Regions from separate parts of the Homo sapiens genome. Here region 1 is linked to region 2. A link is an interaction called in ENCODE POLR2A ChIA-PET data of the cell type or tissue named here. Cell type or tissue: endothelial cell of umbilical vein. All regions are shown on one strand. Each heading gives the region's core, and the rest is flanking DNA. Links, peaks and the distances in the headings are about the cores only. Region 1 holds the start of LOC124907962 (a long non-coding RNA gene). Region 2 overlaps LOC124906112 (a long non-coding RNA gene).

Region 1 (9,326 bases), core at 906-8,905, 51 kb after region 2:
GGTGCAGCAGAGACAAGGAACCAGGGGCCAGAGGGACAGGAAGAAGAGGAAAGTGAGAGTAAAAGAATTTTACTGATAACCTTCTGGTTCTATAAAATTTTTTAGTTCTTGCTAAAACTGGACACCTTGAGATGCTGTATCCTTACAATAAACTTCTCTGTAATTAGCCGAGCTTAAGTGGATTTCTTCTGGCAACTATGCATATGAAACTGCTCAACCACTATGTTAATTTTCAAGTCTTCTAAAGATGGTAACAACTTAAATTTCCCTGCCAGAATTTTGGAGAGAGGCAAGCAAATCTGACATCAGAAATGTAGTTGTCTCACTTTTGGTTTAAATCCTGAATCAGTTTAGGGAAGCAGTGGGTGAAGATTATTTTTAAACAGCCCACAGTCAACTTATCCTACTCAAAAGTATGACCAAAACACTGAGGAGGCAGAAGAGATAAAGAATTTTTATTTTCTGATAAGTAGTGGTTATTTTGACATAAAATAATTATTATATGAAAGTCCTTTGAACCACTGTGACTTGGATTGACAATTAGAGAAAGAGAGAGAGTGAGAGTGAGAATAGAGTGAGTGTACATGTGGCCTACTGCATGAAAGGTAAATCAGCAGATTCTTGAATCAACCATCTATTCTATTTCTATAATTATGTATTGGTTTAAAAAAGACTCCTTCTTAGTAAAGGCAAGTGTTGACTAAGTTATGTGTGTCACAGTAAAAGCCATACACCTTCTTTTTGGCCTGTTAAAACAAGGTTTAAGGAAAATGAGGAATAGTTCAAGCCAAGAACATCTGAGCAAATAATCAAATAAGAAAAACAATTAAAAGTTTGGGATGATATTAACAAACTGACAAAAAAACACTGAGATAAGAATCTTGGGGGGAAATAGAAAGCACAGTAAAAAAATAAATAAATGGGGCAAGAGTTAAGATGTGAAAAGACTCAGAAGACCTTCATTCTTACAGTAACACAAGAAAAGTCATAATATAAAATTATACTTACATATGAGACAATAGAAAAGTGGTGGACAAAAGAAAACCTTGACAAACTAATTTTTAATAGATCAAAACCTTTCATGGGTCAGCAGAAAGTGACAACATCCTCTAGGGTAAGTTCTATGTCTAGATATAGGCAGGCAGATGAGAAGACGTGCCATAAACTTGATAAGTGTATCAGGTAAGAAGAGGCCAGCTGATCTATTGGCAATGGTAAAGGAAGGCAGGATGGACTGAGGTATGGAAGACCCCTTAAATGCAGCATTTTTTCTTGGCATAATAATTCTCCCCATTCTCTTCCACAATTTGTTGAGAAAAGCTGGGCATGCTGTATTAGATAATAAGAACTCAGGTAAATAGTTTGTTAATTTTAGAGTTTATGGTAATCTAGCTAGAAATTAGACTTTTTAATGTTTGATGTAGCTATAGATGCCAGAAGCTTCAAATTCCTCTGGCATCTTTGTTTTCGTCTCCCTTTTTGACTTTCAGCTTCCCTAGGTATTCCTCCTCAAAAAGAGTTGTGTTGTACAGCTCTTTCAGCTGTAATCCACTGTTATAATACTGGAGCCCCGCTGGTGTGGTGGTAAGCCATGGCGGATAAGGAGCATTCTATACTCTTCTAATTAAATCTCTGTGTTTTATTGGGCCTGTGTCTTTTACAAGTTTTTCTCCAGTGGTAAAGACCTTTTTCCCTCTCTTGCCTCCACTCCTATCCCTGACTGCTCCAATCCCAATATATTTTCTTAAAGCCTTGACCCTTGTTGACTATGTCTTTCCTCCTTACATGAGACAGGAAGACTGGAGGGAGCTTCAGTGGGAAGAATATCCTTCCCCCAATTGGGATAAAGTTCTGAAAGATTCTTTCCCCATGGAGCATAGGCCATTGTTAGGGAGAGGTCTCTGGGTATATTTCCCATTGGGATATTTCTGGGTATATTTCTCACTCTTCCTCTTCTCTTCCAGAGCTACCAGGGGATCTTCCTTCGCCCTTCACTGTGAGAACCTGCTGAGGTCCCTGAAAATACAGTCCGTGAAAGTGCAGGGGCCACCTGAGACTGTGATTCCCAGGAGTTTCTCATTCAAGTCCATACTCAGCCTCCAACAAAATTTATCAAATTTACTGTGTAAAGGTTCTGTCTACTTTATGGCTTGAGTACCTTCTGCTTCAGGTAAGAAGCTCTTGGCTATGTTTCTCTGGATGAACCTGTCTCCCAGATTTTGGGGAGAAGGGTTGCCCTATAACCTCAGTTCTCTGATGTGTCCAATAAGAGTCATTGATTTTCAGTTTTCCAGCTTCTTCTTGCTGTAAGGATGAGAGTGATGATTCAGGCTGTTAACACGTCAGAACTAAAACTGGAAATCACATTTATATATTTTCATCCAACAACTACAAAATACACTTTCATTTCTAGTACACATGGAAGATAGACCATGGCAGTACATTTAAAGGATTGAAATAATACAGAGTATTTTCTATGATCAAAATAGAATTAAGTTAGAAATCAATAATAAAAATTGATACATGAAAAATCTACAGTATTTGGAAACTAACACTAACTTCTGAATAACCCATAAGTCAAAGAAGAATCAAAGGGAAATGAGAAAATGTTCATGAAATTAAAATGACACAACAACATATCAAAATGCATGGAATAAAACAAAAGTAGGGCTAAGGGAGTGTATTAGTTAACTACTATTGTATAATAACTTTGCCAAAAATATAGCTATTTAAAACAATATATAGTTATTATCTCACAGTTTCTGTGGGTCAGCAGTGTGGGCATGACATAGCTGGCCTCTGCTCCAGGGTGTCACAAAGCAGCAATTAAGGTGTTAGCCATGGCTGCTGTCTCAGCTAAAGACTTGACTGGAGAAGAATTTACTTCCAAACTCATGCAGTTTTTAGCAGGATTCAGGTCCTTCCCATAAAGAAAACTCAAGGCCCAGATGGCTTAACTGGTAAATTATATCTTTAAAGGGGAAATAATGCCAATCTTACATAAGTCCTTTCAGAAAATAGATGAGAAAACAATACTTCCCAACTTTGTTGTGAAGCCAGAATAACCCTAAAACCAAAACTGGCAAGTACATTACAAGAAAAGAAGTAACAGAGAAGTAAGTTTTAACAAAATATTAACACTATAACTCTAGCAATGTGCACATAGGGTAATACAGCACAACCAAGTGGGGTTTATCCCAGGGATTCAAGGTCAATTTAATGTAAAAGTGTAACTCGTCGTGAGGTGTGGTGGTTCATGCCTGTACTCCCAGCACTTTTGGAGGCCAAGGCAGGAGGGTTGCTTGAGCCCAGGAGTTTGAGATCAGCTTGGGCAACATAGGGAGATCCTATCTCTACAAATAATTTAAAATTAGCTGAGCATGGTGGCACACACCTGTAGTCTCAGCTACTCGGGATGCTGAGGCAGGAGGAACACTTGAGCCCAGGAGTTCAAGGCTGCAGTGAGCCGTGATCTCACTACTGCACTCCAGCCTGGGCGACAGACCAAGACTCTGTCTCAAAAAAAAAAAAAAAGTTCATCACATTAACAGAATAAAGGAGAATCACCATGTAACCTTCTTCATAGATATAGAACAATAATTTAACAAAATTCAACTCCTTTGTAGTAAAATCTCTCCGGAAATATAAATAGAAGGAAACTTTAATAATCTGACATGAAAACTCTATGGCTACAAAAGACTTAATAGTGAAATTTTGGATACTATCCTTCTAAGTTCAGAAATAACAAAAAACAGTTTGTTCTTATCACTTGCATTCAGCATTGCACTGGAAGTCCCAGCCAATACTACAACATGGCAAGAGAATAAAATAAAATGCATAAATATTGGGAACGAATAAGTAAAACTCTTTATTCACAAATGATATGATTATATACCTAGAAAATGCAAAAGAATCTACAAAACTCTTCTAGGTCTCACAAGCGAAGTCAGCAACAAACAACTGGAAGATAACATTTTTTAAATGATGGATAGTAGCAATCAAGAAACATAAAATACCTAGGAATAAATTTAATGACAGATACACGTTTGCTAGACTGACGACTATAAAACATTGGTGAGAGAAAGAAAATCTAAATAAATGGAGAGCCATACCATTTTCACAGATTGAAAGATTCAATATTGTGAAGATATCAATTATCCCTTGTAGTAGTTTCTTATGGTTGTTTAATAATTTACCAAAAGTTTAGTCAGTTGAAATAATACAAACTCCTTATTTTACAGCTCGGTAGATCAGGGAGTCAGATGTGGGTCTCACTGGGCTAACATAAAGGTGTCAAGACTCTATTCCTTCTGGAGGCTCTGGGGAAGAATCCATTTCCTTGTCTTTTCCATCTTCTAGAGGCCACCCACTCTCCTTGGCTCATGGCCTCTTCCTCTGTTTTGAAACGTCAACAACAGCATGTCAAGTTTTTTTTGTATTGCATCATTCTGACTTCTTTTTCTGCACCCCTTTTCCATAGCTAAGGACTGCTGTGATCACACTGGCCCCATCCAGATAAGCCGGGATAGCCTCCCTATTTTAAGGTTAATTGGGTGGCAAACTTAACTACATCTGCAACCTTAATTTCCCTTTGCCACATAGCCTAACTTATTTACAAGTTCCAAGGATTAGAATATGAACGTCTTTGGCAGGGGGTGAGGGGAAGGGAAAAATTATTCTGCCTGCCATTTTCCTCAAATGATCTGTAAATTCAATACAATTCCAACAAAATACTGGCATATCCTTTTGTAGAAATTGACATGCTGATACTAAAATGTACGATGAATACTAAACAACTTAGAACACTTGACCCTTGTGCAACATGAGGGTTAGGGGCACCAACCCCCATGCACTTAAAAATTTGCATATAACTTTTGACTCTCAAAAAATTTAACTACTAACTGGAAGCCTTACTGATAATAGTCAATTAACACTTATTTTGTTTGTTATATGTACTATAAGAAACTGTATTCTTACAATAAAGTAAGCTAGAGAAAAAATGCTATTAAGAAAATCATAAGGAAGAGGTAATACATTTACAGTACACATGGTATTTATTGATACTGTAAGTTTGCATTGTCTGTTTACAGGATTGATTGTCTGTCTGAAATAGTGGGTGACCATAGCTGCAGACCTCAATCTATGGTACATATCAAGCAATTCGACTTTCTATTGTAGTGTGATAATTTTTCTCTGCTTCTTGGGAGTGCTTCCAGCATCACTAGTGGCACTTTGTATGGGTCCCATGGTGTTACTCAAGGTCTATGCTGTTGCACTTAACTCATTGAAAAATATGCAAGAACTGAGAGAAATCACTTTCCACTGCAATTTGCAATATACTGAAGAGACAAACTGCTCATGTGGAGATGATTAGCATCACATGGCATTTTAAGCAGATACTTGCAACATTTGAGCTCATGGAAATAGCAACAGGAGGTAGCTATGAAATTATGACAGTAGTACAATATGTACAACAGTGAATTTTATGTAGTTGTGATTCAATACTGCATCTTTACATTTGTGTACATTTCTCTGGACTGTGAGTGGCACCATCTATGATCTGTAAATGCTTATATGCATAAGTTTTGATAAATTCTAACTTTCTAGAAAAGATCTATGTGTATTTTATGGTAGTAAAGGATAAAATAGGTTAGTATCTATGTATGTTTTATGCCTTCATGACATATCTAACTTTTTCTTAATTTGGGGGGTATTTCTAGGCTACGTGGTTCTTTTGTAAGTTTTTTCAAATTGTCACAAATCTCCAAAAAAATTTTCAATGTATTTATTGAAAACAAATTCATGTTTAGGTGTACCTGTGCAGTTTAAATCCATGTTGTTCAAGCATCAAAGGTACTAAACAATCTTGAAAAGGGTAACCAAATCTGGCAGGCATACACTACCTAATTGCAATATTGTCAATAAAGCCACAGTGATTAAGAGAATGTAATACTGGTATCAGAATAGACTAATAGATCAATAACAAATGGTGCTGGAACATTTGGATATCCATATGGGAAAAAGAAGGACCATGATGAATACCTTACATTCCCAAAAATTAACTCAAGATGGATTGCACACTTAAACTTAAAAGCTATACTATAAAGTCCCTAAAAGAAGACACAGGAAAATATCTTTGTGACCTTGTGATAGGCAAAGTTGTCTTAAAATGTGAGAAGACCTAATTCTAAAGGAAAAAAATTGATAAACTAATAAACTGGATACAATTTTTAAATTCTGCTTATCAAAAGACACTATAAAGAAAATGAAATCTGAATAATAAACTTGGAGAAATATTTGCAATACATGTATCTAACCATCATGAGTGCATGTTGCATCACCGAGACCCCTCTCTGAGACTAGAGGATTATGTAATGAGCTGCTTAGAAAATTGTTGGCTGACAGCTCTCAGTTGACAACTCTCTTCAAGAATTGCCTAGGCTGAAGATGTCACACCTCCTTTTGGGGGTAGTCCACATCTAATATCTTACTGACTCAGGAGTGTAAATGTTTGGTCCTGCACTGCAACTTAGGAAAATTCTGAAGGCCCACCAGGTTCAGAATTTCCTATGTTGTGACTACACAGGTGGCCAGTTTCTCCCTTTAACAATCTTCCTTTTTCCTACGGATGTTGATCCCAAGAGCACTCCCTAATACTTCTCATACATTTGCCTCTCCATCTGCTTCCTAAGAAACCCATTCTGAGAAGCATTGACAAAAAACATGTGTCCCTGATAGATAAGTTACTCCTACAAATCAATAATTTTAAAGTAAAACAACCAAAGTTTTAAAATGGGCAAAATACTTAAATAAATACTTCACAATAAGGGATATACAAATGGTTAATAAACTCATGAAAAGATTGTCAAGATTATTAATCAACAAGGAAATGCAAATCAAAACTACAATGAGAATACCCACACACCCATTAGAATAACTGAAAAATAAAAGTATTAACAATACCAAGTGTGGGAGATAACATGGAGCAACTGGATCTTTCATACATGGCTAATGGGATTGTGAATTGATGCAATCACTTTGGAAAACTACTTGAATGTTTTACAATGTTCACAATATACCTACCTCATAATCCAGCAATTCCACACTTAGATATTTACCTACAAGAAATGAAAACATTTATCCATGAAAAGATTTAAACAAGAATGTTCATTACTGCTTCACTTATTAATTTAAAAATAACAAAATTAACCATCAACAAAAGGATAGATAAAGAAATTGTGGCATTTTCATGCAATGGAATACCACATAGCAATAAAAAGAAGGAACTACTGATAGATGCAACAACATGAATGAATCTCAAAAACACTCTGTTAAGTGAAAGACGCTAGACTCCCCAGAATGACATACTGTGTGTTCAGTAACAGGGGAAATTAACATATGAAGGTAGAAATCAGAGCAGTGATTTCCTGAAGAGGAGGGGCTATAGACCTTGAAGAGAACTTTCCAGGGTAAGAATTTTCTAGGGTGATGGCAATGTTCTATAACTTAATTGGAATATTGATTTACAGGGTCATATATTTGTCAAAATTCATCAAACCGTACACTTGAGATCTGTGCAGTTTACTATGAGAGGGAAGATACTGTTTGACAAAAGAATGTAAACAGAAAACTGCTAATAAAACATCAGTAAGACAAGAGAATAGTGGTGGGAGACATTCAGAGAAACATGCTCTGTTTCTTGGCCAGTTCCAAGGCTCCTAACATATCTGCTTTCCCTGGAGAGCCTGTTAATAGATACTTGCTATGAAATTCAAGCACACATGAAAATTCAGAACGTGTTCATCTTTATCAACGGTAATAGTTTTGAGGGCAAAACATGCAGTCAAGTGTAGTGCTGCACTTAGAAGTGCCTACCCAGCCACAAAATGCAGGGTTGAAGCCCAGCTCTGCCTCTGTTTATGAGATCTAGACCAGTTAGTTATCCTCTCATCTGTAAAATGGGGATAATGATAATAATTGCATCCACTTAGTGGGGCCACCTTGAGGATTAAATGACTTAACACATGCAAGCCTCCTAAAAAGTGTTTGCCATATAATAAGTGCTTGATAACTGTTAATATCGTATGAATTCTAAAGTGCATCCTCCTGCATGGATTTGCTATTGTGCAAGTTTAAAGATATCGAAGCAGAAAAGGATATATAGATCTTTGAAAACTTGAATCTGCTTGTATATTTCTCTGAAAATGTCACTGGCACTGTTGTGGCAACCCAGCAGTGATGGTTTCTATTCAGGGAAGAGGCAGTTCTGAATTCAATAAGGTTTTTTGCAGAGAATCAAGAGGCTGTGGGTTCTGGTCAAGATTTCACTGTAGTGTCTACCAAAGTGGGGTGGTAAAGGACCTATTGTGGCTAAAATCATTTCTTCCCACACCAATGATTACAAAGTTAACAGCTACAGTTAACTGGCTGTAGCTGCAACTGTGGCTGCTTGCTTTCTTCAAATTATGTAAACTACAACCAGCCAGAATACTAGTGAAATATTGAATAGTACTTTTGCTTTTATTGGTTTATCCTTTATTCAATCAAAGTCTGTGAACATCTTCATTTCACTTCAGATTTTAGCAAAGATATCCATTAATTAGACCTCAAAATAACTACATTTCTACAAACTAAATTGAGTTAGCCAGCTTATATTATCGGCAATAGTTTTTTAGTCTGAAATAAATATATGGTACCATCCCAAAAATCTGATGTAGTTTTCTTGAAAAAATTTCAATTTCCTAGTAGTATACAGCAATCCAGAGATGTTACTTACTGATATAGAGCTGCTGTATAATGTATCTTATTGAATCAGAATTATTTCCCAGTTGATTATTGGATGCATAAATCCAACCAAAATTATCACCTATCAACCTGAAAACATTAAACTTACAAAGCCAAATGGATCATCTGGCAAATCATAAATATGGCCATGGCATCCAAGTACACATCAGCACTCTGTTGTCTTGAGTCTAGACTTGGGGGAAACATTAACTCTTTCAGGTGGCCAGTAGAGTAGGGCAGCTGCATTCTCCTAGAAACAACTCCATATAATTAGGTTTAGGAAGCCAAACTGCCCTTCACATCTGAAAAGGCACCCTTCCAAGCAGTACATAGCAAAAAGTCTCCTTCAGTTTTCCTGTCCTCTCTCCCCAGGAGCCAGTGACCTCCAGAACTGCAGACAAAGCAGCTTTTGCTGCATTTAAAACAAACAAATAGCACAGGAAGGTGACTCAGTGTGATCAAGAGAATATTAGGCTGTTCTCACTGATCATAAGAATGTAAAGTTGAAACCTCATTAATATGCTGTTCCTGCTTTCCTCCTG
Region 2 (9,326 bases), core at 945-8,944:
TTTCTGTTTACCACCAGGTGACAGGAGGAAAATAATCTCCTTGCCCTCCTGTCAAGCAGGTTCAGAGAGGGACAGAAAGAGAGGGAGTTTGAGGTCGGCTCTCTGAGCCTGGGAGATGAAGCAGTCTCTTACAGGGCTGCAGGGTGGCCAGGGAGCAGCCATTAGGAGATGGGTGTTCATTCAGATTATGAGATAGGGCAGAGCTTAGGGGATGAAGCTGTAATGTAATCATCAAAATATTGCTGTTGTGAGACAGGCTGGTTTGAAAAATTACAGGGCAATTAGGAAAAGGGTTCTATTCCTTCCTAAGGATTAAGACCAGTGCTTCTAAATGTAAACACTCTTTTGTTTTTAAAGGCAAAAAATGTTATCTTGGAAAGGAAAAAATACATTCCTAGATCTTAGGTTGAAAAACACTGATTTCGATTGTACTTTCTCTAAAAACCAATGTGTGTCCTTGGGAGAGGAGTATGTATATATGCATGTGTATGTGTGTGTGTGGTGCAGTGTATGAATGTGTGTGGTGTATGTGTGTGTATCTGGATGTGTGTGTAGTGTGTGTGTGCGCGTGCACGTGCATGCTTGTGCATCCTACCACAACTGATTCCCTTGTTGGCAATAATTTCTTCTCTATCAGAAGTGGCGGTAGTGATGCCTCTCACTCATATGCTCCACGAAGGCTGTCACAGAGGATACCCTAGCACATGCAGATGACTACCCCTCCCAAGCCCTGGTTCCATCCAGAAGTGAGGTGAGCCATCAATGAGACAGGACCATCCACTGGGCAGGAGTGATAAGCAGGTGGAGGGCTCCAAAGCCAAGAGCAGCCTGTATGTTATTGGAGAAAGAGTTGGCCTTAAAAGAGAGAAGAAAACTGACGTTGGAGCTGCAGAAACACATCTCCTTTTAGGTACAAAGCAAGGAAGGCAAAGACAGTGTGTCTGGGCATTTGGGGAGGCAGGTCTGCCTCTTGGTCAACAGGTGGGAAGACATTTTGGCCTTCACTCTGATGACAGAAATGAGGGGTAGGGATGCAAACTAAGGTGTTTCTGCTCTTTCTGCTCTATTTCTATGTTGCTCTTCTACAAAGTGTGCCCTAGACAGTCATGATAAATAGAGCTTTTCAAAGTGGAATTTTTATAGGAAATATAAAAGAAAATTAGGTATATCAATATTCCATTCAATGACATAGCCTGAAGATAAAAACCTGTTGAAAAAAATTATCTCCTAAAAAAGTTACATCTAAAAAACATAAAACAGTAGTGTACGCTAATGTACTTAGAAACCACCTAGGCATCTTGTCAAGACAACTGGTTGGGTAGGTCTGGGCTGGGGCCTGAGAGTCTGCATTGCTAATGAGCTCCTGGCTGATGTCAATGTTGCTGGTCTATGGACCACACACTTTGAAGAGCAAAATTTTAGTATGTTTTCCAGTCTCAGGTTTTTAAAAAACTTTACTCTTCAAATTGATTATCTAGTGGATTCAGAGTACATACCTTCTTCAGAAGTCTTTGTCTTTCTCTGTTGTTGTAGAATGTTCTTTATTTTATATTTGCAATTATTAATAATATAATATCCAACATGAATTAAGTACTTAGCACATGCCAGGGACTGTTTTAAGTACTTTATTTGTATTAGCTAATTTAATCCTCAGAACTTTATGAGGAAGCTATTATTACCCCTGTTTTACAGATAGGAAAATGGAAACAGAAAGTATATTTCTTGTTCAGAGCTACATGTACAGTTTTATTATATAGGTAAATTGCATGTCACAGGGGTTTGGTGTACAGATTATTTCACCACTCAAATAATAAGCATAATACCTGATAGGAAGTTTTTCAATCCTCTCCTTCTTCTCACTCTCCACCTTCAAGTAGGCCCTGGTGTCTGTTCCCTTCTTTGTGTTTATGTGTTCTCAATCTTTAGCTCCCACTTATTATTTGTGGTATTTGATTTTCTGTTCCTGGGTTGTCTTGCTAGGGATAATGGCTAAAAAGGATGTGATTTTGTTCTTTTTATGGCTGTATAGTATTCCATGCTGTATGTGTACCACATTTTCTTTATCCAGTCTGCTCTTGATGGGCATTTAAGTTGGTTCCATGTCTTTGCTACAGTGAATATTGCTGTGATGAACCTATACATGCATATGTCTTTATGGTAGAACAATTTATATTCCTTTTGGTATATATCCAATAATGGAATTGCTGGGTCAAATGGTAATTCTGTTTTGTTATTTGAGAAATCACCACACTGCTTTCCACAACAGCTGAACTAATTTACATTCCCACCAGCAGTGTATAAGCATTCCTTTTTCTCTGCAACCTCACCAACATCTGTTATTTTTTTACTTTTTAATAATAGCCATTCTGATTTTTGTGAGATGGTATCTCATTATGCTTTTGATTTGCCTTTCTCTAATGATCCATGATGTTGAACATTTTTTCATGTGCTTGTTGGTCATGTGTATGTCTTCTTTTGAAAAGCATCTGTTCATGTCCTTTGCCTACTTTTTAATGGGGTTATTTGTTTTTTGCTTCTTACTTTGTTTAAGCTATTTATAAATTCTGGATATTAGAATCTATAAGAATATAGATGCTTAGAATCAGATGCATAGTTTGCAAACATTTTCTCCCATTCTATGCCTTGTCTGTTTACTTTGTTGATAGTTTCTTTTGCTATGCAGAAGCTCTTTAGTTTAATTAGGTCCCATTTGTCAATTTTTATTTTTGTTGAAATTGCTTTTGGCATCTTCATCATGAAATGTTTGCCAGGGTCTATGTCCAGAAGAGTATTTCCTAGGTTATCTTCCAGAGTCTTTATAGTTTTAAGTTTTACATTTAAGTCTTTAATCCATCATGAATAGATTTTCGTATATAGTGTAAGGAAGGGGTCAGTCCTTTGCATATGGGTAGCCAGTTACCCCAGCACCATTTATTGAATAGGAGGTCCTTTCCCCATTGCTTGTTTTTGTCAACTTTGTCAAAGATCAGATGGTTGTAGATGTGTGGCATTATTTCTGGGCCCTCTAGTCTGCTCTATTGGTCTATGTGCCTGGTTTTGCACCAGTTTCATGTTTTTTTGGTTACTGTAGCCTTTAGTATAGTTCGAAGTCAGGTAACATGATGCCTCCAGCTTTATTCTTTTTGTTAAGGATACCCTTGGCTATTCAGGCTCTTTTTTGGTGCCATATGAATTTTAAAATAGATTTTTCTAATTCTGAAAAGAATGTCATTGGTAGTTTGATATGAATAACATTGAATCTGTAAATTGCATTGGCAGTATGGCTATTTTAACAATATTGAATCTTCCTATCCATGAGCACAGAATATTTTTCCATGTGTTTGTGTCATCTCTGATTTCTTTAAGCAGTGTTTTGTATTCTCATTGTAAAGATCTTTCACCTTCCTGGCTAGCTGTTTTCCTAGATATTTTATTCTTTTTGTGGCTATTATGAATGGGATTGTATTATTGATTTGGCTCTCAGTTTGGATGTTGTTGGTGTATAGGAATGCTACCAATTTTTGTACATTGATTTTGTATCTTGAGACTTTCCTGAGGTTGTTTATCTGATCAATGAGCTTTTGGGTAGAGGCTATAGGATTTTCTAGGTATAGAATTATATCATCTATAAACAGGGATAGTTTGACCTCCTCTCTTCCTATTTTGGAAGTCTTTTATTTCTTTCTCTTGCCTTGTTGCTCTGGCTAGGACTTCCAGTACTATGCTGAATAGGAGTGGTAAAAGTGGGAATCCTTGTCTTGTTCCAGTTCTCAAGGGGAATGCTTCCAGCTTTTGCCTGTTCAGTATAATACTGGCTGTGAGTCTGTCATTAGATGACTCTTATTATTTTGAGATATGTTCCTTTGATGTCTAGTTTTTTGATGGTTTTAACATAAAGGGATGTTGAATGTTATTGAAAGCCTTTTCTGCATCTATTGAGATAATTATGTGATTTTTTGTTTTTAGTTCTGTTAACGTGATGAATCACATTTATCGATTTGCCTATATTGAACCAACCTTGCATCTCAGGGATAAAGCCTGCCTGATCATGGTGGATTAGCTTTTTGATGTGCTGCTGCATTCAGTTTCCTAGTATTTTGTTGAGAATTTTTGCATCTATGTTCATAAAAGATATTGGTCTGAAATTTTGTTTTTTATTGTTGTTGTGTCTCTGCCAGATTTTGGCATCAGAATGATGTTGGCCTCATAGAAGGCCCTAGGGAGGAGTCCTTCCTCCTCAATATTTTGGAATAGTTTTAGTATGAGTGGTACCAGCTCTTCTTTATACATCTGGTAGAATTCAGCTCTGAATCTGTTGGGTCCTGGGCTTTTTCTTGTTGGTAGGCTTTTTATTACTGATTTAATTTTGGAACTCATTATTGGTCTGTTCAGGCATTCAATTTCTTTCTGGTTCAGTCTTGGGTGGTTGTATTTTCCCAGAATTTATCCATTTCTTCTGGGTTTTCTAGCTTGTGTGCATAGAGGTGTTTGCAGTAGTCTCTGAGGGGTTTTGTATTGCTGTGGGGTCAGTGGTGACATCCCCTTTGTTATTTCCAAATATGTTTATTTGGATCTTCTCTCTCTTTTTTCTTTATTAGCCTAGCTAGTGGTTTATCTGTATATAATGCTAATTCTTTTCAAAAACCCAATTCCTGGATTCGTTTTTGGTTTTTTTTTTTTTTTTTTTTTTTTTTGCATCTCAATTTCCTTGAGTTCAGCTCTGATTTTGATGGTTTCTTGTCTTCTATGAGCTTTGGGGTTGGTGTGCTCTTGTTTCTCTAGTTCCTTTTGGTGTGCTGTTAGGTTGTTAATTTGAGATCTTTCTAACTTTTTGATGTGGGTGTTTAATGTTATAAACTGCCCTCTTAACACTGCTGTAGCTATGTCCCAGAGATTCTGGTATGTTGTAACTTTATTCTCATTAGTTAAAAAAATTTCTTTTCTTGATTTCTGCCTTAATTTCATTGTTTACCCAAAGTTCATTTAAGAGTAGGTTGTTTAATTTCCATGTAATTTTATGGTTTTGAGCAATTTTCTTAGAATTGATTTCTATTTTTATTGTGTTGTGGTCTGACAGGGGATTTTTTGAATTTGCTGAGGATTGTTTTATGTCCTACTGTGTAGTTGATTTTAGAGTATGTGCCATGTGCAAATGAGGGAAATGTATATTCTGTTGTTTTGGGGCAGAGAGTTCTGTAGATGTCTATTAGGTATACTTGGTCAAGTGTCAAGTTTAGGTCCTGAATATATTTTTTAGATTTCTGCCTCAATAATCTGTCTATTACTGTCAGTGACGGTGCTGAAGTCTACCAGCATTATTGTGTCCCTTCATAAATCCCTTGGATAATACCAGCATTATCCAAGTTCCTTCATAGATGTCAAAGAACTTGGTTTATGAATCTGGGTGCTCCTGTGTTAGGGGCATATATATTTAGGATAGTTAAGTCTTCCTGTTTAATTGAACCTTTTACCATTATCTAATTCCCTTCTTTGTCTTTTTTGATCTTTGTTGATTTAAAGTCTGTTTTGTCTGAAATTAGAATAGTAACCCCTACTTTTTTCTCTTTTCCATTTGCTTGGTAGATTTTTCTCCATTTCTTTATTTTGAGGCTATGAGTATCATTGCATGTGAGATAGGTCTCTTGAAGAGAGCGTACTATTGGGTCTTGCTTCTTTATCCAACTTGACACTCTATGCCTTTTAAATGGAGAATTTAGCCCATTTACATTCAAGGCTAGTATTGATATGTGTGGATTTGATCCTATCATCATGTTGTTAGCTGCTTATTATGAAGACTTGTTTGTGTGGTTGCTTTGTAGTGTCAATGGTCTATGTAGTTAAGTATGTTTTTGTAGTGGCCAGTAACAGTCTTTCCTTTCCATATTTAGCATTCCCTACAGGACCTCTTGTAAGGCAGGTCTGCTGGTAACAAACTCCCTTAGCATTTGCTTGTCTGAAAAGGATCTTATTTCTTGTTTGCTTATGAAGCTTAGTTTGGCTGGATATGAGATTCTTGGTTGGAATTTCTTTCCTTCAAGAATGCTGAATATAGGCCGCTAATCTCTTCTGGCTTGTAGGGTTTCTACTGAAAGGTTTGCTGTTAGCTTGATGGGGTTCCCTTTGTAGATGAACTGTCCCTTCTCTCCAGCTGCCTTTAACATTTTTTCCTTTGTTTTGACTTTGGATAATCTGATGACTGTGTGTCTTAGGGATGGTCTTCTTGAGCAGTATCTTGCAGGGGTTCTTTACATTCTTGAATTTGAATGCCAGCCTCTCTAATGAGTTTGGGGGAATTTTGAATGATATCCTGAGATATCTTTTCCAAGTTGCTTGCTTTCTCCCTCTCTCTTTCAGAGATGCCAATGAGTTGTACATTTTGTCTCTTTACATAATCCCATATGTCTCGGAGGCTTTGTTCATTCTTTTTTATTATTTTTTTCTTTATTTTTGTCTTATTGAGTTAGTTCAGAGATCCAGTCTTTGAACTCTGAGAGTCTTTCCTCAGCTTGGTCTATTCTGTCATTAATACTTGTGATTGTATTATGAAATTCTTGTAGTGTTTTTTCCAGCTCTATCAGATCAGTTTGGGTCTTCTTATGATAGTCATTTTGCCTTGTGACTCCTGTATCGTTGTATTGTAAGCCTTAGATTACTTGGGTGGGGTTTTGACTTTCTTCTGAAACTCAATGATCTTTGTTCCTGTCCATATTCTGAATTATATTTGTCATTTCAGCCATTTCATCCTGGTTAAGAATGCTTGCTGGGGAACTGGTATGGTCCTTTGGAGGAAAGAAGACACTCTGTTTTTTTTTGAGTTGCCAGAGTTCTTGCACTGATTCTTTCTCATCTGTGTGGGCCGATGTTCCTTTAACTGTGGAATAATTTGAGAATAGTCAGTTGGCTTCTTTTTGGGATGTTTTCAGAGAGCTGCGGCTTTGTGTGGGGTCTTTATTTGCAGCTGAATTATTGTCCTTAGTTTCACAGGGGAGTATGTTAGCAAAGTATTTTTGGTGTTGAAGTTTGAGCTGTAATCTAGTAAATGGCACTTATGTGTAATGGCTAATACGTAGTTTCTTGCCCAGCCACGTGTCTTCTCTGTATTTCCTCACAATTGCAGCCACACTTCCTCTCAGTGGTCTGAAAGTGTGAGCTTTCCCCACTAGAATGCTGGCTGCAGATCTTGGCTTAGCAGTCCCAGGCTGCACACCGCTGTCCTGCAGTGAACTCAGGCTTTATGTTCCCTCCCAACCTTGGAAGCATCAGGGGAAGAGACCTTGGCAGTGGCTATGGCAGAGGGCCTTTCACTTGTCTCTTCACCCCAGAGATATGCAGAGCTGCTGCCAATCAGTGTGATATTCCTGGGGGCTGGGGAGTCTGTTGTGGGCCCAAGCTGGGGGACTCTGCCTGTTGACAGGCAGAGGATGTGGGGGACTCATGGGGAAGACAGACTAGCCTCTTCTCCTTAGGGAGGCTGTGACTTGCTGGAGGTGTGAGTAAAGCATTTAGGGTCTTTGTTCCTTCCCCAGTTTGAGGGCAGCAAGGGCAGTACCACTGCAGCAGCAGTGGCAGAGGGGCTTTCAGTTGCCTCTGGGAACTCCACCTCAATGGAGAATGCTGAATATAGGCCCCCAATCTCTTCTAGCTTATAGGGTTTCTGTTGAAAGGTTTGCTGTTAGCTTGACGGGGTTCCCTTTGTAGATGAATTATCCCTTCTCTCTAGCTGCCTTTAACATTTTTTCCTTGGTGTTGACTTTGGATAATCTGATGACTGTGTGTCTTGGGGATGGTCTTCTTGTTCAGTATCTTGCAGGGGTTCTACTGCTACTGGGAGGGTTCAGCCAGTGGATGGGGTGGCTGCACTGCTGGCAGGGGCTGGGGCCCCGCCGCTTAGTGAAGAGCAGGAGGTCAAGCGCTCACAAGGAGTAGAGACGAGGCTCCTCTCGGTATGGAGACTGTGGTATGCCAGAAGTGCGAGTAAATCCCTCAGGCCCTTTGTTCCCTCCGTAGCCCAAGGGCATTAAGAGTGGTACCACTGCAGCTGCAATGGCAGAGGGGCTGTGGGTTCTCTCTGGGATTTTCTCCCCAAGGAAAGGCAGAGCCACCACCAACTGAAGTATTCAGGTGGAGGCAGGGTGGTTGTGCTGAAGTCCCAGGTCTAGAGGCACTGCCCAGTGAGGAGTGGTGGGGGCGGGGACCTGTGTGGAAAACACTCTGACTCCTTTTCTGTAAGGCAGCTGCACTGTGCTGGGGGCACATGTTAGTTCCTAATCAGTGTGCTCCCTCCCTAGACCGAAGGCAACAGGAGCGAGGGATGAGGGATGCCAAACAACAAAAATGTTGGCCTATATGCTCCCTCCGGGAGCTCCGTCCCAGGGAAGTAGCCACTACCCGAGAGCCCAGGCTGCGAGTGCCTGGAGTCTCAGGTCTGGAGGCCCTGCTCAGTGAGGAGTATCGAGGGGTGGGAACCCACCTGGAAAATAGTCTGGCCGCTTTCCTGCAAGTCTGCTGCCCTCTTCTGGGGGTCCACGTTGTCCCTAATCACTGTGCTCCCTCCCTGGCCCAAGGGCAACAGGAATGAGGGCTGCAAAGCAGCAAAAATGGCGGCCTGCCTGCTCCCTCCAGGAGCTCCATGCCAGGGAAGTGCAGAGCTACTCCTGGCCCGACAGCCCAGGCGGGGCTGGGGTGGCTGCACTAGGTTCCTAGGCCAGTGGGCCCCACCAAGCAAGGTGCAGCACAGATGAGGCCCGCAGACCATCTGCTGCTCAGCCCCATGGGATTCGATCCCTGTCCTGGGGGCATGCAAGGCAGCCTGGCCTCCCCCATTGCTAGAGATGCAGTCACTGGTGCCAGGATGCTTGGGGATTCAAGGCTCCCAGAACTCTGCAATGGTCTGAGCAAGTGGCTCTGCCCAAACTCCACGGAGCTCTCTGTGTCAGTGCAGTGGAGGCTCTGTGCCACTCCCAGGTGGGCGGTTGTCCTCTCTTGCTCCTCTCCATTCTCTATGGGTTGAGTTGTTTCCTTTATGAATCCCAGTGTCCACCTGGATGGTCCAGTTGGAGAGAGTGATGTTCCCTTGCCACTCCTTCTCTCCATGAGAGTGGTGCTCCCATAAAGTGAGCCTTATTTTAATCTGCATTTACAATTCAAACATGACAGGTAAGTCTATTGATAATCATTTTGAAAATAAAATGTAGAACTTTTCTCCTACTGAGACAGTCTATTAAGCCACAGTTATCTCTATTTTGGAGGTTAAGTACCAACAACTTTGACTGACTGAACCAGATAATTTAGGAAAAGTATCTAACCTTATTTCAGCCCACACATTT

Evidence for each region. Peaks named below come from ENCODE experiments on the same cell type or tissue, not always from the same donor. Only the 100,000 strongest peaks of a DNase experiment are listed, where the experiment ranks them.
Region 1: POLR2A ChIA-PET joins it to region 2 with 10 read pairs; 2 of 35 experiments call an interaction of 5 or more read pairs at or near these places.

The regions. Positions count from the first base shown.
Region 1 is chr2:200,003,535-200,012,860 of GRCh38, reverse strand. LOC124906112 (a long non-coding RNA gene) reads left to right here. Exons shown (of 3, transcript XR_007088012.1): 2 at 1,965-2,170. LOC124907962 (a long non-coding RNA gene) reads right to left here and starts at 7,214. Exons shown (of 2, transcript XR_007088035.1): 1 at 7,084-7,214; 2 at 436-2,304. RefSeq lists a silencer at 2,719-2,876. In endothelial cell of umbilical vein, for the core only: no CTCF peak of the experiment used is centred there; no DNase peak of the experiment used is centred there; H3K27me3 peaks cover 245 bases.
Region 2 is chr2:200,054,178-200,063,503 of GRCh38, reverse strand. The region is part of intron 1 of LOC124906112 (a long non-coding RNA gene); the gene reads left to right. Among named protein-coding and RNA genes, the nearest start is that of MAIP1, 100 kb to the right of the region's middle. RefSeq lists an enhancer at 7,938-8,858. In endothelial cell of umbilical vein, for the core only: no CTCF peak of the experiment used is centred there; no DNase peak of the experiment used is centred there; H3K27me3 peaks cover 343 bases.